4 separate regions of the Homo sapiens genome follow, and all the other regions are linked to region 2. Evidence: chromatin loops called from intact Hi-C (ENCODE). Cell type or tissue: OCI-LY7. All regions are shown on one strand. Region 1 has its middle 230 kb from the start of CNTNAP2. Region 2 has its middle 27 kb from the start of CNTNAP2. Region 3 has its middle 460 kb from the start of CNTNAP2. Region 4 has its middle 200 kb from the start of TPK1.

The links. Hi-C counts contacts between places; a loop is a spot of excess contacts. Peaks named below come from ENCODE experiments on the same cell type or tissue, not always from the same donor. Only the 100,000 strongest peaks of a DNase experiment are listed, where the experiment ranks them.
Region 1: it touches region 2 in a loop (7-fold over the local background); 5 of 110 quality-filtered maps call a loop at or near these places.
Region 3: a loop joins it to region 2, with 4 times the contacts of the local background. A loop is called at or near these places in 5 of 110 quality-filtered maps.
Region 4: it touches region 2 in a loop (17-fold over the local background); 37 of 110 quality-filtered maps call a loop at or near these places.

What each region holds. Positions count from the first base shown.
Region 1 is chr7:145,882,211-145,890,210 of GRCh38, forward strand. No RefSeq gene overlaps it. Among named protein-coding and RNA genes, the nearest start is that of CNTNAP2, 230 kb to the right of the region's middle. In OCI-LY7, a CTCF peak has its summit at 3,117; a DNase peak (open chromatin) is centred at 2,681.
Region 2 is chr7:146,086,114-146,094,113 of GRCh38, forward strand. No RefSeq gene overlaps it. Among named protein-coding and RNA genes, the nearest start is that of CNTNAP2, 27 kb to the right of the region's middle. In OCI-LY7, CTCF peaks have their summits at 4,134 (motif pointing left) and 4,344; a DNase peak (open chromatin) is centred at 4,108; H3K27ac peaks cover 555 bases.
Region 3 is chr7:145,648,580-145,656,579 of GRCh38, forward strand. No RefSeq gene overlaps it. Among named protein-coding and RNA genes, the nearest start is that of CNTNAP2, 460 kb to the right of the region's middle. In OCI-LY7, CTCF peaks have their summits at 4,738 and 4,953; a DNase peak (open chromatin) is centred at 4,712.
Region 4 is chr7:145,031,871-145,039,870 of GRCh38, forward strand. No RefSeq gene overlaps it. Among named protein-coding and RNA genes, the nearest start is that of TPK1, 200 kb to the left of the region's middle. In OCI-LY7, CTCF peaks have their summits at 4,930 and 5,135; a DNase peak (open chromatin) is centred at 4,951.

The DNA.
Region 1 (8,000 bases), 200 kb before region 2:
GGACATTATGGTTTGCTAGATATATAATCACATCATCAGCAAAGATAAATAATTTGACTTCTTCTTTTCCTATTTAAATTCATTTTATTCCTATATTTTGCCTGACTGCACTGGCTAAGACTTCCATTATTATGTTGAATAATGAGTGGTGATAGTGGGCATCCTTGTCTTGTTCCTGTTCTTAAGGAAAATGCTTCCAGCTTTTGCCCATTAGTATGAGGTTGGTTGTGGCTTTGTCAGAGATGGCTGTTATTATTTTGAGGTATGTCCTTTGATGCCTAGTTCATTGAGGGTTTTTATCGAGAAAGGAGACTACATTTTATCAAAAACTCTTTCTGCATCTATTGAAATGATCATAAGGTTTCTGTTTTTAATTTTGTTTATGTAGTGAATCATAATTATTGATTTGCACATGTTGACCTAGGCTTGCACCCCAGGAATACAGCCTACTTGATTGTGGTGAATTAACTTTTTGATGTGCTGCCAGATATGGTTTGCTAGTATTTTGCTGAGGAGTTTTGCATCTATGTTAATTCAGGATATTGTCCTATAGCTTCTCGTTAAGTGTTAAGATTTTCTAAATTTTCACCATGTTTACCATTCTTCCCTAAATAGGCTACTATCAGTCTGTTGTCACAAGATGTTTTATAAGGAAATAAAATCATGTTATGAGCAAAGGGATTCAGATATGAAATGCAAGGCCAATAACTGAAGAAGTTATAAAATAAGAGTTTACCCATTTTCAATTTTTTGGCCTAGTCACATCAAAGGGAAGGATTCTAGGACAAGGTTCGTTAATAGTTTGTTTTTTTAGCCAGTTCATCTCTACTGGGACCCTCTAACATCCATACTATATTTTATATTATTTCCTTTGTGTATGTGTGTGTGTGTGTGTGTGTGTTCACCTTAACATAGAAAATCACCGTAACATAGAAAATCTTTAGGGGATGAGAGCTGGGAAGGTAGAGAATGCTATCTAACCCTCTCACCGTCCTCAACAAATTGTGTCTACTCTAGTTTTCCTAAGGTAAACAGATTTGGGGACTTTAAAGACAGGAAGAGTTTCCCTAATTTCTCTGCAATTATGCTATTATATCTCTTTTCTGAGACTACGGAAGCATAATGGCTGAGCAATAGGCTAAGGTAGGAGCAAATGAAGTGAAGAGGGAATAAGAGCTTTATTTAAGTTTCAAGCCCATTATTCTGTTACATATATCTTTCTTTTCTAGTAGTGCTTTTCATATAAAAGGTCCTCATTAAACATTTGGTGAGTGAATGAGTGACCTGGAATGAACAGTGCCTGTACATAAAGTCTGAGGTGACCAGGACACCTTCCAATTTCAGAAACTACTATTAGGCAGCTGTGACCCTTGAAAGACTGTGGCTTCAGCTGGAGCTCATATAAATTCAGCATGTTAAAGAATATTAAACTTTTGTTGTTGAATATTCAAAAGTATAGCAAGTTGTTAGAAATGGCCTGAAATTTATTTTTGTTTATAAAAGTGTTCCCAGCTTTAAAATGAGCTGTTCCCAAAATTAGTGGGGCAATTTTGGTGAGATTATATTCATGAGGCCTTACACAGAACTGGGAATGAATATGAAAAAAAGCTGAAAGGACTATTTATGTATGGGAAAGTTATAAAGGAGTATGTCTGGATGAGTAAAAGTCTACTTAAAGGATTGCACCACAGCTTGTGCCTGACAACTTTGGAGACATGATTGAGGGATTAAAGTAGAACAAAGTATTTGATAAAAAGTTGCTCTGTTAGTCAGGAGGGCACACACAGGAATGCTTTGATGGCCATATGTCAATGTGTGAATCTGAATTGGAAGGGACAATTTTTCCTATACATCTGCAAGGCACAGCATTGTCATGGTGTTTTGGTGCAAAGACTCTAGGGGATTCATTATCAGGACTGATATCGTGAACATTTTGTGAGAGCTGCCAGTACAGAAGCACCAGCAGCAATAGCAGTGATGGAGAACCTGGAAGAGACATCATAGGCCATGAGCATTAGTAATATTAAGAGCAGGTAAAGAAGAGCATCAGGACATCAGGTGAGAGAATGCTCAAAGTACCAGTCAAATTGAGTGTGATGTGTCTGGGAAGCTACTAAGTGAAGGAGAGTTGTTCTTTATAATGCTGGAAGTATGTCAATAGCATGTAACATCTTAAACCACACAAAGAGGCTCACAGTGCAGCCCCATTTGTGCCCAGTATTGTCTGAATTGATGAAACAGAGTTTTCATGATTAATTCGTACATATTTGCTTGGTTTTCAAAAGATTCTTACAATCACTATCTTGGAAGAGTTAATTTAATAATATGCCCTCAGCCCAGGAGGACTCTTGGTATGATACAGTTACCTGAGATACAGTTAACTGAGATACAGTTACCAGATTAGAAAAGAAAAGTGCAGGACACTCATTTAAAACTGAATTTCAGATAAACAGCAATTTTTTTAGTGTAATATTGTTCCAAATAATACCTGGAACATACTTATATGAAAAAATGTTGTTTATTAACAATTTAAATTCAACTGGATGTTCTATCTTTCATCTAGTAACCCTACACTGGACCTGTTGCATCAGTAACCTCCATCTGCCAGGTGGCCATCACTTCTTATTTCTTTACAAAGGTGGAGGCGTGGTGAGGTTCTGCATCATATAAGATTGCACTTGACTCTGACTCTGCAGCTGCTCTGCTTGCTTCCTCATTGGTGTCCCCTGCTCCTGGGTGAGGCACTTCACTGTTCATGGCCTTCTGTCTGCGTGGGAGTGGAGCATGTTCCTGATTTGGTTTCTGCAGTCAGCACATCATCATCGATTTCCCTCGTGGTCTTCTGTGCTTCTTTCTCTCCCATTTCAATAGAGATTCCTTTCTCTAGTCACCTCTTTTAGAAGAATATACTTTAGAAAAAACTGTTTTCATTTTGTACCATACAACTATCTCCTTTCCAGGAGTAGGTGTGTAGATGGTATGCAGTAGGTGTGTAGTGATAGGTTGAAGGAACATTCAGGCACAATTAATAAAATACTGAGAAGCATTGTTTTCTACAGAAACTATACCCTAGCTCCAAGTTTCCCCACTATGTGGAGCTCCTTCCTTCTTTGTGATAATTTTTGAGTCAAAGAGTCAACTGCCTTTCTATGAAACACATTCCCATGAGTTATTCCTGATCTCAGGTTCTTCGGATGTTTGTGTAACTATGTCTGCAGTCCTATTTTGACTGAAATCAAGTTCTCTTCCTTGGGATTTCTGGACCTAAGGGAATAAGAAAATACAGTGAAACATTTGTTTTCCTATTCCTACATGAAAATTAAGAAGGCTGTTTTTTTCCTTTTGTTTGTTTCTGGATTTTTGTTTTGTTTTGTGTGGTTGGTTTTGCCTTATTTGATATTATATAGAAGACACAGAGAAAGTCAGGCTTGTCTCATCCATCTGTTTTAATTGGGTATTTTGAGTATCAGCCCTAGCCCAGATGAAACACTTTATTGGACTTTCTAGTTAAATGCTTTCTATCTCAGCCCTAGCACAGATAAAAAATTGTATTGCATTTTCTAGTTAAATACTTTCCATGTAAAGTGGATTTTTTATTCATTTGCATGTATATTCTTTCATCTTTGAAGAATAAACATATATGAGTTTTATCACTTCTTTTTCAAAGAAGAAAGGATTTATGTTTGGTAATATGTAAGATATGAGAAACATCAAGACTCAAAGATAAACTTTGCTCTCAGATGTCCGGTCACTAATTGTGCTACCCATCTCTGCACTTGAATTTCCTTTTCTGTTAGGTGAGAATAATGAACCCTGCTGTTGTGGATTTTTTTAATAGTAGGGTGCTATTACATTCTGGAATTAATCAAGGAGTTACTTAATAAAATATATTCCAGTGTATTATAAGCACCTTTAGATTTAAAAAGTGAACTTTTTAGTTGAGACTAAGGGATTTTGATCTCATACCGTGACAAGAAGATCTTGCCCATTTCTTTCATATAAAGTGGTTGAAAGAATTTAATATTCATCTCACCCTTAAATGACTTTGATGCCTGATTTTCAGCAAGCCTTTGAATTTCTCTGTTTTCAAAAATATTGCTTCCAGGGGGCAGATTGCCATGGTTTTCTCAAATTAACTTCCAGGCATGCTTATGTAAAGGGAAACTTGGTTAGTAAAATGGACAGGGTTTATTTGTCAGGGGAAATGACTCCAGAAGAAATGTAGACACAAAAGTGCCACTGTACGGAAATTGAAGAGCTGAGCTCTTACTCTCAGCTTTAACAATAAAATGCTTTGTGACACTCAGAAACCTCTTTTGACTTTCTGAGACCTCAATTTCTTTAAATCTTGAAACATAACAATAGACTACATTTGTAATTCCCAAAGACAGTTGAACAGAATCATCTTGAGGTTTTATCTTTTAAGTTAAGATTCCTAGATTCCTCCCCACAATTCATGACTCTGGCCACCCTACCTGGGAAATTTCCTTGTTCCAATGATTGCCTTACAAAACAGCAACAGTCAAGGTGCAATTGAAATAGGAGAGTTCCCTGGTCCCCCTCCCAGGATGTGCAACAGTAGTGTAGCTTGGCCCCACTGCTGCTTATAGCAGTGGGAGCATGCAGACAGGCAGGTGCAGTAGCCGGGTCCAGTGCTTCTGGGCTCTGGCCCCATGGTAGCATCTAGGGTTGCCTGTGACTCCTGAAGCCCAAGTAGGCACGAGTTACAGTGCTCTCTTTTAGATTCGCCATCTGTGGGTGGTTTAAGTGCTAAACAGCTCAGTGGGCCCTCTGCCTTTTTGCAAGGGCAGAGGGCCAGTGTGACAGCTTTCTTTATCCCCAGCTCTTGTCTGGCATCCAGGAAAAATCAGGTCATGCACAGACTTAAAGGATGGTGAATACAGAGGTTTTATTGAGTGGTGGAGGTGGCTTTCAGCGGGATGGATGGTGAGCTAGAAAGGGGATGGAGTGGGAAGATGATCTTCCCTTGGAGTTTGGCCATCCAGCAGCTGATCTTCTCTTCAACCCTCCCCAGCCAAACTCCTCTGGATGTTCGGATGTTCCTTCTCCTCTCTCCTTCTCTGCTGCACTTCTGCTTTTCTGTTCATCTTCCCATCTGCTCATGGAGCCTGGGGTTTGGGGTTTATATGGGTACAGGATGGGGGAGGAGTGGTAGGCCAAAAGGCAACATTTGGGCAAGAAGACAGGAATTCCTGTTCCCATTTAGAGCTGTGGGTTTCCAGGCTTGGGGTGGGGCTTTTGCTGGGGAACCACCCTCTTCTACCCAGAATTTCTGTCTCCTGTCCATACCACAATTGGTTTGGTGCCACAAAAAAAAAAAGTGAGTTCATAATATTTGATGTCAAAAATATGAACTGTGTTTAAGTTAAAAATACTGTATACAGGCTGAGCGCAGGGGCTCAGACCTGTAATCTCAGCAGTTTGGGAGGCCGAGGTGGGTGGATCACAAGGTCAGAAGAACGAGACCATCCTGGCTAACACGGTGAAATCCCGTCTCTACTAAAAATACAAAAAATTAGCCGGGCGTGGTGGCATGCACCTGTAGTCCCAGCTGCTGGGGAGGCTGAGGCAGGAGAATCACTTGAACCCGGGAGGCGGAGGTTTCAGTGAGCTGAGACCGCACCACTGCACTCCAGCCTGGGCAACAGAGAGAGACTCTCTCTCTCAAAAAAAAAAAAAATACTGTATACAAATAATAAATACTACATATTGAGATAAAAATGAGATTAAGAAAGTTGCAACATTAATCTAGGTAGATACAATAGATGAAAAAATACATTGTGATGAGCAGATCCTGGAAATCTGTAATTTTTATCTGTTCCAGATGGTTCTGAAGATTAGTGATGAAAAGAAATGACTGGGCTCTTTCAGCTCAAATATTTTATTTCATGTAAGGCTCTGATTGCTATCACTGATCTGTGGTTTCCTTCTATAATAGAGATGGATATTAAATAACTGACTACTCTTAAAATGAAATCATCTTTTATTTGATAGTCATATATGGTGGTCATCCTGGATTTCAAAAACCGCCTTAACAAACACACAGGAAGGAGGGCTATCTCAAGCAGTCTAATACCCATTGCTCTTTACTAGGTGGAGCATGTCCTCGTGAACTCACAGTTCTCTTTGTACTAGAGGGAGCCTGTATAGACATGCTGTCAGATCAAGCCTCTATGTTTCAAGCTAGTAGACAGATAAACTTTGTGTTTAATCCCTCAGTAGAAAGTGCAGTATTCAAGGTTTTATGAGGTGTTCTATTATATCTTTCACCTGAATTTATTTAGCATGTATTGATTATTATTTGTTTAGAACTACACACAAAAAACAAAATCATAATCCATTTGTTCCTAAAGCTGAAAAAAAGGAGATATAACAAAAGAAAAAAAGACTGTATATCATTATGAGAAAAAAATGAGTAAAATAAGCTATACAGATTTTTGAAGAAGGAAGAAATCAGTGGTGGTTAGAACAATCTAGAAAGTCTGTATGATGATAGGAGATATGCTCTGAGTGAGTAGAATTTGGTTATGCTGGAGGCGAAAAACAAAATACAGATGTTGACCTTAAACAAGTACAGGCCAGTCTTTTAATCATTGACATCCAAACCCCTGCAAAAAGTTCACCAGGTTCATTACACACCAAAGCATCTTTATTCCATTCCATACATTCCAGATGTTGTATTTTAATTTTGTCCCTCAATTTTCTATAAGTTATATAGAATCTATATAATATTTTATATATATATATATGTAAGTCATTTTCTTTCGACATAAATTCTTTGATAAAATATTGTTTGGGTTTGGGATTTTTGTTTTGTTTTGTTTTGCTTCTATGAGCACTTTTAGAGTCTAATGAAGTTTCACACGCTTATTTTCCTAATAACTCTCTGTAATCATAATTCCCTCTTTAAAAATATGGAAATGTATATAACAAGTTATTTTTACTTTTTTCCTTGGCCTGCCCTAAAGTTCAGTCACGTTGGCATTATTAGAACAGAGCAATTTCTCCATGGGCACTGTTCCTTCTAGTTTTTATCTTCATTTCAAAATAGCGGAATCTGTTTTATTATAAGTTTGAAAGTATGAGTTTTAGGTAATTGCATATTCTCCTTAAAGATCTACAATTTTCATTCTTTCTCTCAGAACATCTGCTTGTCAAGAGGATTTTTTAAATTCCATTAATTCTACCTAGATTAATGTTTCAAATGCTGTAATGTCAGTTTGTCTTAATATATAATATTATTATTTGTATACATAATTTCACTTACACATAATCTGTACTTCTGGCATTAGATAAATGTTATGAATTCATACTTCTCTGTATTACCAAACCAGTTATTCTTTGAGTGTGTCCATAACGTAAGGTTATCAGTGGCACATGGAAATGTCTCAGATAGGGTTGCCAGATAAAATACTGGATGTGCACATAAATCTTAATTTTACATAAAAAATTAATGAAATTTTGTGAATTATGCAGATATGAGTCATACTTAAAATATATTGGTTATTTTTAATTCAAATTTAATTGAATCTTCTCTCTTTATATTTGCCACACTTGGTGACCCAACCGATAAATCATTTCATCAGGCTTCTCCAAAGTTACCTGTTTTGTGTTTTTCTTCCTTTACTTTTCCATCACTTTCCTCCTTTTTCTCCTTTGCTTAGTCAACACAGACTTTTGTACATACACTCCTGCTTCTAGTTTCTCAAAAGCCATTCTCATCTGGCATATGTATGTATATATGTCTGAAACTTTTCATACCATTCCCTTATTGTCTGCTCTTAAATCTTCCATTGCTTTCTATTTCTCTTGTGATAAAGTCCAAATTTCTCACCTTCACTTTCAGGCTCCTTCTTTACTGATTGCATGTTCCTCTTCAGTTTCATTCTCAATAAGTCTCAAAATTAATGTCACACTCCAAATGCCTTGAGAATTAACCATGTATATTGTATATTTTCATCACTTTTCCCAGGTTTCTT
Region 2 (8,000 bases):
ATTATATCTCCTCCAAGAGCCATGGAAAAATATTATTTAATAATAATTATGATTTTTATCTCTAATCTGTAACAAAATTTTGGATATAAATCTTAATATAGATTATAATCAGTAATATCTTTCATTTAAGCAGTTAAATTAAACATCGACCCTTCATAAATCTGATATGGATTTAATACAAGGTAATATATGTTTATTATGCAAAATAACTAGATAGATAATTCTACAGAAAGATCAGAAACAACTGATATTTTCAGGTAAATTCAATTTTTTATTAAATTTTTGGCAATGATTTCTACTGTATTTTTATGTAGTACATAATTAAATGGGAGTAAAAGGTAGCGTTGTATCTATATAATTTTAATGTCCATTAAAATTTTCATGTCTATTAAAATGTCTTTATTTTCAATACTGCAGTCATATTACAGCATAATGTTTAAAGGGGTTTTACATATTATGAACTTAGTAAAATATGCTTTCAAAATAGTTTAATTTAGGGATACTATGTGATCTAATGCAACAATACATCCCTAAGAAATATTACATGCTTAGAAACAATATTAAGAAACCCATCTAACTTGCCTGAAGCAGAAAACCACTTAAGTTAGCTAAGCTCAAAATAGAGAAATTGCTAATGGGATCTATTGCGGATTCGTCACCTAAGGGAAAGGGAAATATAGCTAGGCACAGGAAGACTGGAAATAAAATCATGGATGGAAGCTTTTCTTTTGTGGCCCACTGTCTCTAATGCACTCGTCTCTATCATACCGGTCTCTCCTTCTTCTCTCTGCTTATGTGCCAAGCATCCCTGTCCAAGAATCATTCTATGTAAATTCACCTCGTACTGATCCATGTGTGTGTTTGGGGACATTTTTATAAATGGTGAAGTTTTTACATATATATTGGGATTATATTTGGTTTATTTTTTGCTATGGTCAGATGTACATACATCTAGATTACAGGGATGCACATCATTTATCATGGAGATCACAGGACCTATGATATTCATATTTGTATGAAGAAATAGAAAGATAAACATATGTTTAAATATATTTCAGAAAATAGAGTAGATACAGAAGCCCCCAGATATGCAAATTGACACTTTTTAAATGTTTACTTCTGAGCATGCGTACCAGATATCATTTCTTTGTAACAGTCATAAATTTTTCAGGGACAAGTTCAATAAGCCAAGTGAAATTTTTATGGATATTTGAACTACATGTTTTAAGCATGTTTTCATAGTTTGCCACTTGTGTTTTTAAATCAAATATTATTAAAATATAAAAAGTTATTGTAAAAAGACTTGTATTTAAAATGAAAGAAAAATAATTTGTTTCATTTTAAGTACCATATATTAAGTAGGCAGTTGCTAGATCCTGAGAAGCAAATCTGCATGAATCTCAAGCAATATACAATTTATAATCACTTACTGCACTTAAATAATTAATTGAGTAATGACTTTGTTGACTGAGTAGAATGTTTGTCTACAGAACGTTGCTAGTTATGTGGGTTACTCTCCAATGTATCCTTATTTGTAAAATGATAGAGTTTTTACTGCAATATTAACTATTATAAAAACATAAATTCTATTTTTCATAACATGTTCAGGGTTTTTTATTACAAATTATTTTAAAACTTTAAAAAGTTAATTTATCTTATACAACGATAACAACTCTTTTCATTGTTTTTCAAATATATTTTTCCACTATATCTTATACATTCTTTAAAATATTCAATTAATATTCAAATTATATTTTCTTCATATTAAGCTTTGATATAGTTAGAGAATTTTGTTTTGTTTTGTTTTTGTTTTTGTTTTGCGACGGAGTCTCTCTCTGTCGCCCAGGCTGGAGTGCAGCGGTGCGATCTCAGCTCACTGCAAGCTCCACCTCCTGGGTTCACGCCATTCTCCTGCCTCAGCCTCCCGAGTAGCTGGGACTACAGGCGCCCGCCACCACGCCTGGCTAATTTTTTGTATTTTTAGTAGAGATGGGGTTTCACCGTGTTAGCCAGGATGGTCTCGATCTCCTGACCTCATGATCCCCCACCTCGGCCTCCCAAAGTTCTGGGATTACAGGCGTGAGCCACCGCGCCCCACCAGTTAGAGAAATTTTAAATGACTAAAGTAGAGGAAAATACTGAAAAATATTATTTTGTGTAAATAATCTTAAGTACAGTTTTCAAGTATTGAATGGCTTGATAACAAGTTTTTCTGTTTGTAATTTAAAAAGTCACTAAAATTATGTGCACTGCAATGGGATTAAGTTAATATCGTTTTTTAAATATTTTAAATTTATTTTTCTTGGAAATTAGGATAAAATCAAATTACAATGGTGATATATCCTGCTTTTTATCTGATCCATGTTTCATCACATTAGTAAAAACTGATAATGTAACTATTGATTCAGAACTTACTCTTTATCAAGGAAAGTGTTAAGTCAATGTACTGTTTCATTTCAGTTTCCGTCAACTCTATGTATTAGGTATTATTATCCCCTCCCACACCTGCCTATTAGCATAGTAGGAAGCAGGGGTTCAGAAATATTAGCACCTTGTGCAAAACCACTATTTTTGCACAAGTAGCATTTTGTTGTTGTTTTGTTTTGCACAATGTTTTTGTTTCGTTTTGTTTTCTTTAGTTTTTGCTACTGGTGGTGGAGCCAGGATTCTAATGGGCTGTTTCTCCACAGCTCTGATCTAAGCCTCCCATTATGGAGAATCTTCAGAGGAGCACACGTCTTTGCTGGCTGGCATATCAACATTCATGATCCTGGCATGTGGAAGAATACTCTGATTATTGCCCAAGACATTAGCATTAAAAATTCCTTCTAAGGCATTTCTTTATTCTTAAGTAAATCCTGTTAAGGAAAAATAGGAATGTATAAGCGATTAATAAATTAAGGTGAGTTACTTTCTAATTTGACAGAATTGGGAGCTTTTAGCAAATAAGGACATTGCCCAGAGAGGAAAAGCAGATAATTCAGAGTGCTCAGAAGCTAGAGTTGGCTTTTTAGGGGAACTAACTTAAGAGTAAAGAGACTCCTTTATGTCTATTTATTGTTTATGAAATTGATGTAGATGTTACTTTAATAATTGACTTACATAACATTATTGATATTTTTCTACCCTGATTTTTCAAGTGATCTGTGTTCTTTATATTTTGACTTCTCTATAATATTTTGCACAAATGATAATCAGAAATCACAATGTGCTAAGTCTAAATGAACTTTAGAAAGAGAATGACAAACAATTTGATTCAAGATTAACATTATAATTGACATTCTTAAAAAAATATTTCAGCATTACTACATAAGGATCATGTTACTTTTGTAATTTTTCTATTGTTATGTGATAAATCAAAGAGGTAAAGAAAAATAAAGGATACAAGACAAATGATTAGAGTTCATTGTAAGCTGGGAAGAAAGCAATTCTTGTTAACTAAGTCAAATTGAAAGCGAATACACCTAAGAAAGTGTAAAGATCACTATTACATTTTGTCTAATGGGTACATCAAATTAATGCAAATTACTCCTGCCCCCAAAAAGGGTTCATAAATGAGAAGTTTTCTAAGGCAAAAGTGTCATTGTAGTGTAACTTTGAGTAGGTACATGTCCCTATCAGCTGATCTTATCTTCCAAGCCTACAATTATTAATCCTCTGTGTGTAGTGCTTAAAATGTGGTACTTCACATAAGAGGGCTGTAAAGAAAGAACGAAGACTTGTAAAGTGCCAAAGGGAGAGGATCTCAGGTCCATTTGGTTGATTAACAGTCGTTATTACGAGGAAAATTACAGGAAAGAATCTGTAGCCCAGGACAGAGCTCTTAACTCCAGATTGCATGATATTGGGAATATAACCAGAGCAGAGTTCAGATGAAAAGCCTGGCAGCGGTGACCAGTGGTATTAAAACACATAGTGATCTAATAAATAGCCCTTCATGTTGCTCAGTGGTTGGGGAAGGCTTCTAATTCACAAGGCGAGTTACTCTCTAATAATTGGAAACTATTATCTGGCTTCTAAAATCCACTTCAGACATCTATCTGTTTGGCCACAACAAAATCTGATAAGATCTTGATGAACAAGATGAAACAGCTCCACCTTAAGCAGGTGAGTGGGACATAGCACACTCGCCACCTAGTGGATATTCACTGTACTTTTCGTCTTTTTTATTCATCTGTTCTAGAATAAATGTAAACCACACATTTCATTTTATAAAATGAAAGTGTGTGTGTGTTTGTTTCTGTTGCCTGATACTGTGGTCAAGACTATTCTGACATATATTTTACAATCTGAATAGTTTGTAAAATGTGAAAAATCCCTTACACAGATGAATATAAAATTTGGCTAGATCAGATTAATCAAAGCTTGTCCTGTAAAGAGGGTCAACCCTTGTAAAAGCTTCTCCTGCTGATTCTTCCTTTTATTTATGACCTTTGTCTAATCTTGGGGTCACTGAAAATGCATCGTCCCTGCTGGAACTTTTATCTAGTTTCTATCCAATATCCATGTGAGGTGGAGTTGCTCTCTCATCTAAATGTCTTGATTTGAAAACAGAGTTCCTGTCTTCCATGAGTTGGGAATAACTAGTGCAGTTTTACCTTTTTAAAATCTTTTCCCCTGCTATATTGCCTCTTCATCAAGGTACTCGTTCAAGACCCAAAAATATAAATCTCCAATATTGTAAATTTAAGCTTGATGATACACCAAAGAGCAGCTGTTTTAGGATATTTCAGGCCTTCCCAGCACCTATCAGATTGCAGGAGAGCTGCCAATCTGCTCTTTCATGATGCTAGTCATGGCCTCGGAGTTTCATTTTACCATCTGGCACATCAGGATCACCTCCCCAGATAGTAATCATCATGCCAACAATAATACAGTGAAATCAGAGTTGGAGGATTGCAAAGAATTTTAAAGGTTATTGCATACGCTACCAGAGTTTTCAGGACTGCTTGGTGCTTGTCAATTTCATAACCCCATATCTGATGACTGGCTAAGTTTTCTCTGCTTTGTCCTCAGAAGCCTAACACCCATGCCACTGATATGTACTCATGAAGGCGGTTTCATTAGTGACCCACTGCTGTTCCATACTAGGCAGAGAGTGAGTTACCCAGAAGTATCCACCTATATGCTAACATTTCCCCTACACCGCTGAATAAAATGTATTTCCCCATACTTGTATTTGAGGGCCAATAATAATTGATGGCTTCTGTTGTTGCCATAATCCACTTTTCTAAGAACCTTTTATATCACTCCAAATTTCATTTCCGCTTTGGTACATTTATGCTCCTTGTGTAAAACCCCTACCCTATTCTCAGTTTACCTAGTGTAAACTTTTAACCACATGAATCAAACATCAACCCATACAATGAATTTTGCTTGGCAAAAAACAATCACAGCAAAATAGAATCTGGAAAAATAATGTAGCTCATAGGAGGAAATGACATTAATATGTAATTAACGACATTAATGACAATATGCGTACAGATTCACCATTAAATATAATTAGGTTCTCTTATACATTGTAACATGGTGATGATTCTGCAGTATAAGTGTTATACTTAATCAGCAAAGGTTTTTACATGAAAACTCTGGGACTGAATTCTAGCAAATGTTCATACAGACTAAACAAGTTTGCAAGCCTGGAAACCCAGGACCAAGAAGCATAAAATGGAGAGATAAGATGGTGCGTGCGTGTGTGTGTGTGTGTGTGTGTGTGTGTGTGTGTGTGTGTGTGTGCTCATAGGTTAAAAAAAATGCTGAGTAAGTGACTATTTTTTCAGAAACTTCAGGCAATGGCCTAAAATTTAAACATTTTCAGTCCTGCAGCTTATATCACTTGTGCCCAATTTGATATAGATATCAAACTATTTCTCTCTTCTCTCTCTTTCTCTTTTTTTTCATCACATGCCAATGAAAAGAAAATTGAGAAGATTCATATTGGAAACATTTTCAGCCACCCAAAATGACACATCAGTAGTTTTGGTGACCCAGTGGTGTGATGGGATCAGCTTGTACCAGCTTATGAGAGCTGTATGACCCAAGTGTTAAATAGTCAGGAAGCAGTCAGTTGTTAAACACAGCCATTCTTAATTTCTTAAAGGTTATATGCCTTTACAATTAAATAAATTCTATAAAAAACAATTATATACTAACATTAAAAAGTCACCAATTTCTAATTTTAAATGTTTTATTATTTATGCTTTTGAGATTATGTATGTCTATTTCAACAATATGACGGAAATAATGTAAAATGATGAACTACTGTATATCCCTTTGTAACTCCTTATTCAGTGATGTCATGGTAATACGTTTAAATCAGCCTTGGTGAGGGTATCTACAGCATGAAAATCAACATATGTTACAATTCAAGGCTTTTTACTCTAGGGAGCTAGCTTTAAACATCTACCAGCATCTCAGTGGATGATAACATAATGTGGATACACAAGGCCCAGATTCCAAATTTAGTTCTGTTATATTGGCCTGTTTATTAAACTTTAAAGCCTCATTATACTGATCTACAAAATGAAGTGTTGAAGACATGGATTCTTGTAAAGACATTACATTTTAAAATCGAGTTCAACTTTGCTTCCTAATGGGCATAAAGGTAGCATAAAGCAGTGACATCAAACCTACAGAAAGACAACATATTTTAAAATGGCATATAATATATCTCAATAATGTACCTACTTTAGTGGGAGAAGTTTTATTTAAAAAAAGAGATGTTCAGGAAAAAATTCAGATGACTTGATGAGCAAATAGGTTATATTTATAAAATATATAACAATTTAACTTTGCCCATGTGGTCACTTTATCCTACGTAGAAATTGACTTATTGTTTTCCATATTACTTTTTGAAGGAGCTGAAACTCAAATAAAATAGAAATCCACAAATGATGTTTTCCTATTAGTAGGTTAAATTTATTAAACATTATGTAACTATAGTATTTAAATTGACCATTGAAATGCATTTATCGTACTTTATTTCATTTCCTTGTTATAGACACTGAAACTTTGCTTGCAATAGAGAGATGTTTCTGTTTTAAATCCTTTCACATGTTAATTGCAACATGAAAGCAATGTTTAAGAGAATCTTTTTTATAAAGGAAAATTGTTCTTTTCAAAAAAGTAAATAGTAGCTCCATTCTTACATGATAGGGAGTAGAAAGAATAGTAGAAAAAACATTTGACAACATATCTGAAAAACTAAGTGTTTGTCCCAGTTTTATAACTTATATGCTATCTGAAGAAGAAAAAAAAGTATCTTGGGTAGAATGAACTCTCAGTAAAAACATGTATTTTCAGGAGAATGAATTTAGTTTTTAAATAACCACTTCCTCTTACAATTTATTAATATAAAATCTTCTAAATGTCATAGAAATCAGTACAAATGTTAATCGCTGCTAACTTACTTTTGAATATATCGACATTGACAAATATTAGAACACTTTACTTCTTAAAACTATAGTGGTTGCTTTGCAGAAATGGAGTCAATCAGGCATCTCCGATACTGGCACGTGGTAGATAATAAAACGCATGGAGTGAACGAACACTGAGATGAGTGTTAATCATTTCTTTTATTGAGATTCACCCTCACAGTCCCAAGTGAAGAAACAAAGTGAGAAGGGCCTTAGAGTTGAAAAGGTAATTTAACATTAATAGCAAAATGCAAACATACACTCCACTTTGATTCTTTCTATTTTTCGCTGGTTTGAAGCACTTACAGTCACCCAGTCAACTGGACTTAATTGAGTGTGCCATCATGCATTGCCCTGCACTAGGTACCATGCAGAGGAAGGCAGAGTCATAGTCCCTGTCTGGGGAAATCCATAATGGAATATCCATAAGAGTACCACCGCTGTAGGATTTTATATATACGTGTGTGTATTTGTGTGTGTGTGTGTGTATATACGCACATATATACATATATATAATACGATATATGTATATACATATATATATCAAGCTTCCCAACCCAGTATTATAAGGCAATTTCTTAAAGT
Region 3 (8,000 bases), 440 kb before region 2:
TTTTTCTGTGAGCACCTTATTCATATGTTGATTACCATATCATACAGAGTTAAAGTTATTTCTTTTCTATTTGTAAACAGCTGCACTTTATTAAGAAAATTATTGTCGTATGTGCTACCTTTTTATGTTTTTCTTCAGATATGAATGTTTATATGCTCAAATTGCACTTTATTTTCTTTAGAGTTTTTACTTATGCAATATTTAAAAATGTCTCAAATAGAGATTTTTTTTCCATAAAAAGTAGATATATGCATGTAAATAAGTGAAAAAAATAAAGAAAAGAAAAATTGAGAAATGCTAAGGATAAAATTTTAAAAAGAGAATAATAATAAAAGTAGAAAAAAACCAAAAAATTTGTTGAGCTAAAGTATAAAATGGATATGAAAAATAAGGAATTGAAAAATGGAAAAGAAATACAATAATTAAAATTAGGGCAGATGGAAAAAATCAGAGGACAACAAATGAAAAAACAATACAATAAAATTAAATGTGACTCAAGAAATGAAAAGAAAAAGTATGTTGCTCCTCTGTAGCCATTACAATCAAATTCTTTGTTCAATATATCTAGTGTTATTGTCAACAATACACCAGGTAGAATATCCGACTTTCACACTCAGATCGTGTACCAGGAACTTCATTGCTCCTCAACAAAACCAGGAACATATCCACGTTTAAGGTCCAAAATCAGAAAGCTGAAATTTAAGTCTTGACAGCTGAGACAATTAAACCCCTTAGCTGCTAAATCCACCTAAATGGAGACATTTATTTTAGAATTTCTCGAACTCACAGAATGTTAACACTCAAATCTAACTATTCATAGAAAATTTAATCAAAATTCCTCCTCCCCCATAAAAAGTAACACATGGTAAAGAATAACCTTTTTTTCCTATAATTTATTGTAATATTTTTAAGAATAAAAAAATACAGCCTGGGATACCATTGTTATTTTGCATATTAATGTTTCCAGTTGGGTAACCTCAGGCAGGTTGTTTAATGTCCAAGTGGCTCAGTTTTCTCATCCATAACAACTTCATAGAGACACAAAGATAGAAATAGATAATATATTAAGTATATATTTAATATGCCTACTATCACATAGCTAACATTGGCTAGTCTTATAACACAATAGAATTTATAAAGTCCATGCAATACCAACCATAATTCCATTAAGTAGTAGTTATTTTTCTCCTAACTCTCATTCTTCACAGATTTAACTTCCTATGAAGAAGGAAATTTAGACTAATTTTCTTTAAATTTGCATATTAAAATTTTCTCTAAGAATCAAGATTTCATGATTAGAATTATAATTAAATTTCTGTGAAGTACAGGGAGATGCTTTCCCATTTTTTAAAATCCTACTTCCTTGCTTGACAAATTAGTAATTGTAGTACAGAGAGAATACTGAGATTCCCCAAGTCTCAAAGCTGCTTCGTAAGTCCCTGCATTCATTCAACCAGTGTGTGTGGACTCAGTACTATCAGCTGTGGTAATGTGCTGGGTGTTAGGAACACAATATACTTTCTTCTTCCATTTTACTTAAAGTCTAGTGGAAAAGTAGGGCAACCAGGTATATAAAACTACATCCATAGGCTCCCGTTGATAAATTCTGCTTGAGTTGCTCTTACAAGTTAGAGGAAAGTGTCTGTTCATATCCTTTGCCCACATATACACCATGGAATACTGTGCAGCCATAAAAAATGGATGAGTTCATGTCCTTTGCATGGACATGGATGAAGCTGGAAACCATCATTCTCAGCAAACTAACACAAGAACAGAAAACCAAATACTGCACGTTCTCACTCATAAGTGGGAGTTGAACAATGAGAACACATGGACACAGGGTGGGGAACATCACACACCGGGGCGTGTCGGAGGATAGGGGGCTAGGAGAGGGATAGCATTAGGAGAAATACCTAATATAGGTGATGGGTTGAGGGGTGCAGCAAACCACCATGGCACGCGTATACCTATGTAACAAAACTACACGTTCTACACATGTACCCCAGAACTTAAAGTATATTAAAAAAAAAAAGGTAGAGGAAATTGGCGAAAGCTGCATCTTGTTGCATCTTGTAAGATGTGACAATGAGTCTTACCCCACCTCTTCATAATATGCATTTAAATATTTTTCATGGAGGTTCATTTTATCATTATCATCCTATCATTTTAACAATGAGTAATAATCCTGAGTATTAGGAAATTGCTTTAATTTCATTAGCTTTTTATGTCTGTAATTTTCAGATTAATTTTATAAGAATTCCTTCAGAAGATTCGTATGGGGAAAGTGATTATTTGTACCTAAGAAATTAAAGCAAAATTTACAGAGAAAAGTTAAGCAAAAGTTTTCATTCGAAATAGATAAAACATTGGACTTTATTTTTTATGTCAACTATGGCATGGTTTAGGAATAGAAGAGTTTTTTTTTAACTTAGAAATATTTATAGATATATACTGCAACTTTCTTCTTGAAGTTTTTCATTTGGGGTACTCATGGAGAAGAGAATATCTGATGTGACAATCTTGTTATATTTGTTCATTCATTTTAATGAGTTTTTGACATGTGCTCTACCAAAAAAGATACCTTGTAGTAAATGACTGAGTAATGAAAGACTGTATTTTGATGAGAAAAAAATCATTTTTTTTTTTGTTGGGTGGTGAATCAGACTGTCATTCTAACACTAACCATCTTCCCTTTCTAAGAGGTGTTTTTTTTTTCTTTCTATTATAACAAAATGCATTTACTGTTGTCCAGAAAGGGTATTCCTTGAGAGAAATGTGGATGAAATGAGCATTATTATTTAACAAGCTAATTAAAAAGTAAAATATGTTAAGTCTATTTTTTTAGTATACTCAGTTTACATTATGTTTTTTTCCAGATATGTAACATAATACCATAAGTATCCCTTTGTTAGCTCTATGACAAGATAGGAAGGCAGACTTAGCCATAGGTTTTAATTTGGAAAACATAGTTTTGTAGATTTAAATAAAACTGAATTTCAATTAAATTGTATTTTTCTATACTTTAAGTTGTAGAAAAATTTTTAACGTAGCTCTATTATCTCTTTTCTCTTTCTTTTTGTCTTTCCTCCTTCCTTCCCCTCTTCCTTTCTTCAAGGGATCTTCATCTCTAATTATATTCTAACTTCTTCCCAATATATGCCTGCAGCTCAGACCTTCCTCCTGTGTCCTAAATGTCTATAATTAGCTTCCTATCAGACTTCCGCAAATAAATGTGACTCAGAAATTTCAAACACAGTATACAATACTAAACATATGAATTTTCTGTCGAAACTTCACTCTGTTATTCATCTGGTCAATCCTAAAAATACTGTGATACTTCTTCCCTCTCATTTATATGAACAGTTTGTTACTTTTCTTCCTCCAACTTGTTTCTCAATGCTTATGTCTTAAATCTCAACCTTATTGCTCTAATGAAGATCTACATTAGCATTTCTCTTCATAAATAGATAACATTCTAATATGTCTTTTAACCAGTTCTTTTTCTTGTTACTAAAGATGTCTTTCCAAATTACACACTTGATCCTCTTATCCTTCTGTGCATAAGTCTTGTGACTTTCCATTGTGCACAAAATCAAAAACTATCTCTTCATCATCACATTCAAAAACCTTTGTAATTCGGCCTCATCTGATCTCAAGTTCAGCCTTCCTCCTGTGTACTTTTAAGTATTAATACTAATATTCCCCGAGTACAACTTGTACTATCAGGGACACCGCCTGTCTCGTACTCTTTTTCCTGTCTAGAAAGTCTTTCCATCATCACTTAATGACTTTTCTTTTTTCAAGGTGTAGTTGCATTGATGAAGCCTCTCAAAAGAGATCTAGGATATTATATTCATTCTCCAGACAAAACTAACACACGTGTAAAGTGGTGCTTCAACCAAACATACTTAACTACAATAATTACTGCACTTTGGCATAATTATTTCTAAAGAAATTCACTCTCTACACTGTGGCATTTTGAGTGCAGGATCGTTTGTGTATCCCTAGCAGTGTGTGCAGCTCATAGTAGTCGCTGTTATCTATTACCCAAATGAAGAGACCACGGCTGAAACAATACTTGTTCCATTTCTGTTTCTAATCATATGGCTGTGTTCCAGTTTTATTTCTTTGGATCTTGTGTTTACAACTCTCAAATTTAGAGGTTTAGTTAGATTTTAATATTCTTTCAACAATGAAAAATAGTTGGTATTTTTTAGTTTTTTCTTTGAACTTTGATAATACTTGCTGTTTAATATATACAGACAAATTTTTAAAATTGGAATTAAAGAATAGATGTATCAGCTTAGATGGATATTAACACATCTATTTCACTTGCAAGCATTTGGCTTTTGCTTCTTTATTAATAAAACATATTTTAAAGAAGAATATATGATTTTAGCATTAATAGATGAATTTAAAGGAAATTTACCACTTCTACTTGTTACTGAAATCCAAGCCAGAGTGCTTGGCAATATTTATTATGTTCCATACCTTTCATGGAACTCAGATGCCTTTCCAAATATGACTTTATTAATCTTTCAATCTTGCAGTGCAATATCAACAGATTGATCAAATCTATTACAGTCTATGCTCCAGAAATTTCTAAAAAATTGAGACAAAAATTTCCAATTTTTTACAGTATCAGCTGCTTTTTGCACAGAATTACCCAGCATGCAGGAGATAACATGAAGGGAAAATTTGTCCTTGGCAACCTATGCAGTACATACAACATCCACAAGGAGGTCTATGTGCATATTTTCTTTCTTATTCTTCTCTCCTTTCTCTTGCCCCTGCTTCTTTTTTCTTTTCTTTTTTCTTTTTTTTTTTTTTTTTGAGACTCCGAGTCTCTCTCTGTCGCCCAGGCTGGAGTGCAGTGGCGCATCTCGGCTCACTGCAAGCTCTGCCTCCCGGGTTCACGCCATTCTCCTGCCTCAGCCTCCCGAGTAGATGGGACTACAGGCGCCCATCATCACGGCTGATTTTCTGTATTTTTTTAGTAGAGACAGGGTTTCACCGTGTTAGCCAGGATAGTCTCGATCTCCTGACCTCGTGATCCACCCACCTTGGCCTCCCAAAGTGCTGGGTTTATAGGCGTGAGCCACCACACCCGGCCTTCCTCCTACTTCTTTTTCCTCTTCTCAAAAATTTGTTTTTAAATGATGTGTAAAATAATTTTAAGTACGTATTTGAAGTAACTGTATCTAATTATATTGATATTTAGTATTAATGTACTGCATGCCCTTAAATATATATTTCCATTTATTTTATATTAGATTAGGCTATAGAGAGTTCTTAGAATTTACTGGGTAAATTGTATACATAAATTGCAAAGCATTGAAATTGTTACTTATATTCCAAAACTCATTTGTATATTTCATTCAGTCACATATTCAAGTACATATTTTGTTTTGTTTTTGAGACTAGTATTTGTTTTTTCCTTTTTATTAGTTTATTCTGTTATAAACTTTAATTTTAGTGATGATGATAAAATACATGCAATGTATTTTAATGCTTTTAATGACAGAAATGAATTAAGGGCAATTTTTGGATCGAACTGTAATTTAATTTAATTTCACAGTAAGTAAAGCAGTTTTAAAAAAATATTTAGGATTTGTGTGTATATACAATTTTTTGATATTTTGCATATTTGGCAATGATGATAAATAAATTAGTCTATATTTTGAAGTACACATTTTTAATTATCTATTAATTAATATACGTGGCAGGAACCCAGATCATGCTCAGTCTTTAAGTATCTTTTGGGAACAAACAAATGCGAAGAAATAAGAAGGTGAAAGATGAAAAGGCTATTATTTATGGACATTCTAGTAATTATTTTCTTGAAGCAAAAAACTCATTCAGAAAAAATTAACATACAGAAAAAGAAAACCCTGAAAAATAGCAGGAAGGACTGACACTGTGAGATTACTCATTTCCCTACAGAATTAGGAGAAAAGCTCTATTTTTCCTGGTAAAGAATTTTTTGAAAAAGCAAGTAAGACAGGTTTAATTAGACAATTTAGAAAACTAAGTAGATCAATATTCCTATAAATAATCATGATTTTACAGGCATAAATTATGGAAGAAAAAGGAATACAAATTTTATTAGTATTCTTTTCAAAGTGTGATGTATTAGCCAGACCCTAAGGACATGTACTAAGACGTTTTATCATGATGCAAACATTCTATATATTTTTAAACACATTTCCAGTAGAGTAGAACACCTCTCCATCAGAAGCACAGTCTAAACCAGGCCCAAGTTGTCTTAAATCCTGAAGATTCTGTATACACAATCAGGGAAGGTACATAGAAATGCTTGAGACAGTTTGTATCAGGCCGGATATATTTTAATTTTTTTATTCCCTCAATTTTTATTTGAAATATTTCAAAAGTGGAGAAAAGAGGAGAAAGACTGATTATAATAACATTAGTATTTCCTCCACCTAGATTTAAGAAGTATTAACTACAGCACTTTGGGAGGCCGAGACGGGCGGATCACGAGGTCAGGAGATCGAGACCATCCTGGCTAACACGGTGAAACCCCGTCTCTACTAAAAATACAAAAATTAGCCGGGCATGGTGGCGCACGCCTGTAGTCCCAGCTACACGGGAGGCTGAGGCAGGAGAATGGCGTGAACCCGGGAGGCGGAGCTTGCAGTGAGTCGAGATCGCGCCACTGCACTCCAGCCTGGGCGACAGAGCGAAACTCCGTCTCAAAAAAAAAAAAAAAAAAAAAAAAAAGAAGTATTAACTATATGTGCCTCTATTTTTCATCTCACTTTCTCTCTATAAATATATACAGAATCATTTAAAAATAATTTGAAGACATCATGAAACTTCAACTCTAAATTTCTTGGCCTGTATTTACTAAGAATATAATTGTCTTCTACACCATTACAATACTGTTTCTATATATTTACAAATTGATAGTAATTTGCCAATATTGACTAATAATTAATTTCCAATTCTATTACATTGTCACCCAAATTAGTTTATATTGTCCCTACACCAACAAGAATCCACATTGCATTTGGTTGCTACAACTTTTAAATCTAGAAGCACTTAATTCTTTCAAATAACATTGACTTTTTGAAGAATACAGATTCATTTTCTTATAACATGTAACAAATTCTTGCGTCTGCTGGTTTCTTCATTTTTGTCATTTAACTTGTTCTTTTATCCTCTATATTTCCTGAAAACTGGAAGTTACATCTGTCTTGATTGTATTCAGATTACATATTGGACTGGAAAAAAATTACAATTGGTGTTGCATCACATCTGGAGGCCCAGGCAGAACTCTTCCATGCTGATTTCTACATCCTTTTATTATAAATGCAGTAGTCTTAGAGCAATTACTTGCTTCTTGGCACTACAAGATGCCCAAAGCTGACCTTTCCCAGACCTAGAATTTTTCATGCTGGAAGAAGGTGAATATGTGTGAACAAGAGGGCATACTTTGATAAACTGGATTGTATTCAGCAAACATTCGTTCATCTCTCCCTCTCTCTTTTTCCTTGGATCGGAGTATACTTCCCTGCCTCTGTTCCTTTGGGACTAGCCCTGTGATTTGCTTTGATCAATGGAATGTGAGCAGAGATTATGTAAGCAGAAGCTTTAAATGGAATTACATAATTTAGCTTGTCACCTGTGATTGGTGATTCTCCATGAGAATATGCCTTGGGTAGGTTTTAGTTAATGAAAACTGAAGCACTCATAGAGCAGATATAAACTCAATATACAGCCTGTGCTAAACTGAGAAAATCAACAGCTTAAAGATGTAAAAGCCACAGCCAATGCACATACTGTGAGAAAAATAAATAAATAAATGAGAAAAATAAATGTTCATTGCTTTAAATTGCTAAGTTTTGCATTCTTATTGTTAAGCAGCATCGTTGTAATATTAGTTGACTGATGTGTAGATCAAGTTATGGCCACAACTGATTCTGCTACATATTGCCAATTTCCAACCATTTGGGATACTGTCCTTTCCACTCCTACCA
Region 4 (8,000 bases), 1.1 Mb before region 2:
GTATTTTAAAGGTATGTCACATTACATTATTGTTTTCTATTATTTCTAGCACTGCAAGTAGTTAAATTTCCTCTAGGTTTAAATCTGACTTTATGGATTAATCTGTGAATCAATTGTAAGTAACATTGTTACTACAAAAAATGAGTTTTAAGTTTTAGAATCATTCATTTATAAACAGAATATAGTTTTTACATTGGGGAATATCTTTAGTTATCAATTAAATACGTGGTTGATAGAGTTCATGTTTAAAATTAAATGCTTTTAGAATACAATAAAATCTTGGTAAATGTCAACTTGTTAGTCATTAAAATGTGATTTGGAAGAATAGCATGCATTGTTTTCCAGTGGTGCAGGTTCAAACAACAACATAATTGCAATAATTAATAGATTTTTCATTAAAACTTCAGAATTACTTTTCTTCATGGAATAAAGATTCGAAACTTCTCCATAAAATGTTGTTGTTATTCTGAACAACTGCTGCCACCATTTTAAGTCTCCAATCCAAAATAATAACAAAGGAAAACCATCTTTCAAGAAGTAATAAAACCATATGACAAGTAATAAAGGGAAAAAAGCAAAATTCTAAGATGCCGCATTATTGAGTACAGATATTCAAGTTTAATAGCATTTAAAAAAGCATGTTATTTCAGCAAGAAAAAAATAGATCTAAAGAGAGGCACAAATTTAGAATTTAGACCCAAACTAAATTTCAAATGCAATTTGAATAAGATAGTCCCCAACTTATAGTATGACCTGTGATTTTTTGATTTATAATGCTGTGAAAATAGCATTCATTTTGAGAAATTATGCTTTGTATTTTGATTCAAAGTTTTTGTTTTGTTTTATTTTGTTTTGTTTTGGATATGGAGTCTTGCTGTGTCACCCAGGCTGGAGTGCAGTGGCACGATCTCAGCTCACCGCAACCTCTCCCTTGTGGGTTCAAGCAATTTTCATGCCTCAGCCTCCCCAGTAGCTGGGACTACAGGCATGGGACACCACAACTGGCTAATTTTTGTATTTTTAGTACAGAAGAGGTTTCACCATGTTGGCCAGACTAGTCTCGAACTGCTGACCTCATGTAATTCACCTGCCTTATCCTCCCGAAGTGCTGGGATTACAGGTATGAGCCACCGTGCCCAGACAATTCAAATTTTTAAATAATAACTTTATTATAGAATAGTCTCTGTGTTAAGTGATTTTTTCCCAATTGTAGATTAGTATAAGTGTTCTGAGCATGTGTAAGGTAGGTGAGGCTGAGTTAGGATGTTCACTTTGTTAGGCATATTGAATGCATTTTCAGCTCATATTTTTCACTTAAGATGAGTTTATTGGGCTGTAATCCTATCATAAGACAAGGAGCATCTGTATAGAGATTACGGTCATAGATTCTTAAATTGTATAAATGAATTGTACCATGGTAATGAGAACATGATGTGGTGAGAAAAAAATATTTATTTCCACCTAGAGTCTTGGAGTTTTATTACAGGCCATTACAAAGGTACTACAGAGTGATCCTTGTATCTTTCATTCAGTTTCCCCTAATGGTTCCATCTTATATAGTTATAGTACAGTATCAAACTATAGTAGGAAACGGATGTTGGTACAATGCGTATCAGTCTGTTTTGTGTTACTATAAAGGAATACCTGAGGCTGGGTGTACTTATAAGGAAAATAGGTTTATTTGGCTTATGGTTCTGCAGGCTATACAAGAAGCATGGTGCCAGTACCTGCTTCTGGTGAGGGCCTCAGAAAGTTTACACTCATAGCAGAGGGTGAAGGGAACCTGGTGTGTCACATGGCAAAGAGAACAAGAGAGAGAAAAGATGACAGACTCTTTTTAAAAAAGAATTTCAACTTTTATTTTAGATTCAAGGAGTACATGTGCAGGTTTTTTACATGGTATATTGTGTAATGCCGAAGTTTGGAGTACGACGGATCCCATCACCCAGGTACTGAGTACCCAATAAATAATTTTTCAACCCTTGTCTTCCGTTCCTCTCACCCTCCACTAGTAGTCCCTAGTATCTATTGTTGCCATCTTTATGTCCATGAGTAGCGCCCAACATTGAACTCCCACTTAAAAGTGATAACGTGTGGTATTTGGTTTTCTGTTCTGCATTAATGTGTTTAGGATAATGGCCTCCAGCTGCATCCATGTTGCTGCAAAGGACATGATTCCATTCTTTTTTATGGCTGTGTTATATTCCACGGTGTATATGTACCACATTGTTTTAAATCCAGTCCACCACTGATAGACACTAGGTTGATTCTATGTTGTTGTTATTGTGAATCGTGCTGTGACAACATACAAATGCATGTGTCTTTTTGGTAAAACCATTTATTGTCTTTTGGATATTTACCCAGTAATGGTATTGCTGGGCCAAATGGTAGTTCTGTTGTCTGTTCTTTGAGAAGTCTCCGAACTGCTTTCCACAGTGCCTGAAGTAATTTCCATTCCCGCCAACAGTGTAGCAGAGTTCCCTTTTCTCTGCAGCCTTGCCAGCATCTGTTTTTTGACTTTTTAATAATCGCCATTCTGGCTGGTATGAGATGGTGTCTCACTGTGATTTTATGTTCCTCTGATGATCAGTGATGTGGAACATTTTTTCACATGTTTGTTGGCTGCTTGTATATCTTGTTTTGAGAAGTATCTGTTTAAGTCTTTTGCCTACTTTTTAATGTTGTGTTGTTGATGATTAGTTTTAGTTCCTTATAGATTCTGGATATTAGACCTTTGTCAGATGCATAATTTGCAAATATTTTCCATTCTGTAGATTGTCTGTTAACTGTTGATAGTTTCTTTCGCTGTGCAAAAGGTCTTTAGTTTAATTAGCTTCCACTTGTCAATTTTTGTTTTTGTTGCTATTGCTTTTGAGGACTTAATCATAAATTCTTTCCGAAGGTCGACATCCAGAATGGTGTTTCCTGGGTTTTCTTTTAGGATTCTTAAAGTTTGAGGTCTTACATTTAAATCTTTAATCCATTTTGAGTCAATTTTGGTATATGGTAAAAGGTAGAGGTTCAGTTTCATTTTTCTGCAGATGGATAGCCAGCTCTCACAGCACCATGTATTGGATAGGGAGTCCTTTCCCTATTGCTTATTTTTGTCAACTTTGTTGAAGATCAGATGACTGTAGGTGTGTGGCTTTATTTCTGGGTTCTCTAAACTGTTTCATTGGTCTGTGTATCTGTTTTTGTACCAGTTCCATGCTGCTTTGGTTATTGTAGCCGTATAGTATAGTTTCAAGTCAGGTAATGTGATGCCTCTGGCTTTGTTCTTTTTGCTTAGAATTGCTTTGGCTATTCAGGCTCTTTTGGTTCCATATGAATTTCGGAATTGTTTTTTTTCCAGTTCTGTGAAAAATGACCTTGGTAGCTTGATAGGAATAGTGTTGAATCTGTAGTTTGCTTAGGAGAGTATGGCCAAGCATTTTTAATTATATTGACTCTTCCAATCCATGAGCATGGAATGTTTTTCTATTTGTTTGTGTCATCTATGATTTCTTTCAGCAGTGTTTTGTAATTCTCCTTGTAGAGATCTTTCACTTCCTCAGTTATATGTGTTCCTAGATATGTTATTATTTTTTTTCAGCTATTGTAAATGGGATTGCATTCTTGATTTGGCTCTCAGCTTGAATGTTACTGGTGTGTAGACATGCTATTGACTTTTGTACATTGATTTTGTGCCCTGAAACTTTACTGAAGTAATTTATTAGTTCCAGGAGCCTTTTGGAAGAGTCTTTAGGATTTTCTAGGTAAAAAATCATATTGTCAGTTAAGTGAGATAGTTTGATTTCCTCTTTTCTTACTTGGATGCCTTTTATTTCTTTCTCTTGCCTGATTGCTCTAGCTAGGATTTCTCAGGCTGTTATGAACAATCAGATAGTTAATAGAGCAAGAATTCACTCATTACCATGGGGATGGCAGCCACACCCATTCATGAGGAATCTACCTCCATGAGGCAAACACGTCCCACTAGTATCTACCTCCAACACTGGCGATCACGTTTCAGTGTGAGATATGGAGACTTACCCAAACTATACCAATGTGCATTTGTAGATCTATGTCATTTCATCACGTGTGTATATTCATGGAACCTCTACCACAGTCAAAATACAGAACTATTCCATCACCAGAAAGATCTCCCTCTTGCTGTTCCTTTAGTCACACCTGCTTCTCTTCCCCCAACCCCCGACGACTACTAATTGTTTCTCATCTCTATAATTTTGTCAGTTCAGGAATGTTATGTAATGGAATCACACAGTATGTGATCATTTGGGAGAGGCTTTTCTTTTTTCCACACAGCATAAAGGATGTACAGTGGCTAAGTAGTGTATATCAGTAGTTTGCCCATTTTTATTGAGCAGAATTATTTATTCTAATAATGGCTTTTTGACTCATCTAGATTTTGGCTCCTGGCATGGTCTCTTGCTTTAATGAGGTATAGGAAAAATCTTTTAGATATCACTAATACATTGGAGGAGCTCAGTAGATAGCATAAACTAAATACTAGGGGAAGTGGAGATATATTTCATAATCTTTCATGCTTGTGGAGCATAAGTACTTGGAAAAATATGTAATATTTAAATATGTAAATATTTAAAACCAATCGATTTGAAATTTAAGATTCAAGAGATGTTAGAACAAGTGTTATATAAAATACTGCTAATAATGGAAGTACAACAGGATTAGATTAAGTTGTTTTTAATAACAAACACTAGTGAGAAGAATATGTTTCCATTAGAAACTGTTTTTCTAAGAAAAACAATCGATGTGAATTTTTTTACTATGACATATTTAAATGTTTAGGCTCTTCATTGAAACATTTTCATAAATAGCACTAGTAGGAACATTAATTGGATAAACCTTGAATTTCCTTCAAAACATGCAATTTAGAGTTGAGACTTTGGGAATGATACCAAAATCTACCACCTGGTGGCAGTATATCCTAACTGCATACTTCAAAAGTAGGTAGGTGTTGTGACGGGTGGGAGAGGGCGGCAGCTTTGTGAATGCTGAACCTGGTAACAAGTTTGGACTTATATCCAAAGACTTCACACCAAGTAGTTGAAGTGGGGTAGGTGTTTCTATCAGTGGCTAGACAAAGGATGCAGGAGACATGTTGTACTTTCATGAAGAAAAATCTTTGAAAACTATTCTGGCTCAAATTAGTTTTCCAAATTCCAAACTCTAACACAGGAGCATGCCTGAAAATTTCCTAAACAGTGTAATATTAATAAATGAATGAAAGTGGAACTCACAATGGCCTTTTAATAGAGCTCTTTCATACAGCGTTTCTCAGCATATGTTTGTGGCACCATGCCAAAATGCAGCACAGTAAAAGAGCCTCTAAAGAGTGAAGAAATTATGCAGCTTCCCCTACCCCTGGGCAGAATACTAGAGGTTTATTTTCTTCAGTGGGTAACATAGAGGGTTTCTGAAAAAGGGTCCTTCAGTTACAGTTGAAAATGGAGATTCTGTACTGGCAGCAGTTCTATTAAGTGCACACAGGCATATACGATGCTGATGCTCTCTTTTCCTCGTCTCTTGCTAGGCTCCTAGAATCAAATAACCAGTCTGCTATTGTTAGAACAGGAGAATGGAAGAACTTTCTCTGGAAAGTCTGATCAGTGGAAGAGCAAAGCTCTAAAAATATTAACATCACTGCTTTTCCAATGAAATAGCACAGTTAGCTCACCTTATGATAAAATGAATCCTTGAGAGGCTTAACTCATATACTCAATGAATCAACTCATTAGTTTCCCACTTACAAATAAGAACAGAAAACTGAGAGTTGCCAGATATCTGAGGAAAGCCTCTTACATAAAAAATCAGAGACTAAGCAAATGAAGAGGGGAAAAAAAGAAGTTCGGAGGAAACAGACTGTAAGGAGGAAAAGATTTTTAAAATACCACAAATATGCTCAGCTACAAGGAGATATTGTAATCATGAAACAAGAACAGGTGCAGTTAAACATGGACATGCAGGACACAAATACCTTTTTGAAGTTAAAAATATAACTAAAATTCTACTGGAAGTATTAGAAAATAAAAAATTTGGAAAGCAGAACTAAGAAAAATAAATCGAAAAATGGGAGAAATAAATTAGAGGATCAGCAAGCACAGTTGGTGTCTTATCTGTTGAATAGCAAGTTTCAGAAACAGAGTAAATAGAAATGGAGAAAGATGAGAGTTATCAAGGCAATAATTTAAAGAATTTTCCTAGAACTGATACAAATGAGTTGTCAGGCAGATGGTCTCACTGAATGCCTAGAAAAATAAGCAAAATTCAGCCCTCATCAAGGCAAATTATTAGAAGACTAGCAGCAAAGAAAATACCTATATCTTTCCTGAGTATCACTGTCCAATAAAGTTGCCGCAAACCACATGTGACGATGGAGCTTTTGATATGCAGCTAGTCCAAACAAACATGCTATAAGTGTGAAATACACATTATATACACATTAAATACACATTATATTTTGAACACCTAGATTTTAAAAGTTTGTAAAATACTTTCTTACAATGATTTATATTGATCACTTCTTAATGATAACATCCGGATATATTTAGTTAAATAAAATACTAAAATTAATTTCACCTGTTTCTTTTTAATATTTTAAAACGTGCTATTAAAATTTTAAAATTGCGTATGTGGCTAACATTTGTAGATTATCTTATATTTCAATTGAACAGTGCTATTCTAGAGGAAATAAAAACCACAGAGAAAGAATCATGAATCATGTGGGTTCTCTATGATTCTAGAAGCTAGAACACAAAATTCTGAAGGAAAAATCATTTTCCATCTATAGTTCTATGATCAGGACAATTATCAACCAAGTATGCAAAAAATATAAAGATATTCTTAGGTATGTAGGTTCTCAAAAAATTTATCCTGAATACATCCAATCTTAGGGAAATACTGGCTAATATTCTCTATTAAAATAAGTAACCTAAGAATGAGAAAGGTATGGGATTAAAAAGAATAGCAAAATCAATACTTTCCTATTTTATTTCTGATAGAGGAGAGAAAAAAGGAATGTCCAGGAGGGATAAAGGCATAGCAAGCAACAGGTTCATGTGAGCACTCTTCATAGGGCTCCAGGAGATATTTCTTCAAGAAGATGAAATTGAGATATTGCTTTATGTGTCTCTATTTCCTGAGGGAAGATACAGGATTGGGAGAAAGTTTGGGGTTAAATTGATGCTAATTTAATAGAAATTAAACAATTATACAATGATTAACTGCAAGACAGAGAGTTGTACGGTAAATGAAAGCAATCGGTTTACTGCATATCTCCTTTGAGAATAGTGTTACTGTAGTCTTGTAAATATTGAATATCAATCAATTGAAATTATGGTATAACTCTACGGGAGGATAGGGAGAGGAGAAAGAGGAAATGTAGAGGGGTAAGGGAAGAAATGAAGCTTCATCTTCATCTGCCATAATGGGTATTCTTTTCACAAAACTAAAACTGACAAATCAAGAATTAGCAAACATGTTACTTAATAATATCAAAGAAATTTCTTAAAATATCAGCTTTAATAGAATTGAATGTGGCTGCTTGTAGAGAGGAGAAAATTGGACAAGAAGAAGTGGTCAGGAAAATTGCTATTTTATTTAACAACATTAATGGAATATTTAACCTTAAACTATAGTCATATGTAACTTAGACTTTTACAAAAACTGATACATAAAAAATGAGTACAACTTTGGTAATCTGAGGATTCATCATGTCCAAAGTCTGCAAGTCAATCTAATGACCCATAGGCCTAAGAAGGCCCAGTGTGCCAGAAAGATATCAGGCAGAAACGTAGCTTACATTTTGGATTGTGTAATAAATTAATGAGTCTGCTAATCTGGGGTAAAGTAAGTAAGGAGTTGCCCTTTTAAGAACTGGAATAGACTATCCTCTGTATCTAGGTAGCTGGGACCATGCTTATAGCATCGATAAAAGGACATGACTAGCCAAGAATCCAAGCCCACAATTCAGAGAAATC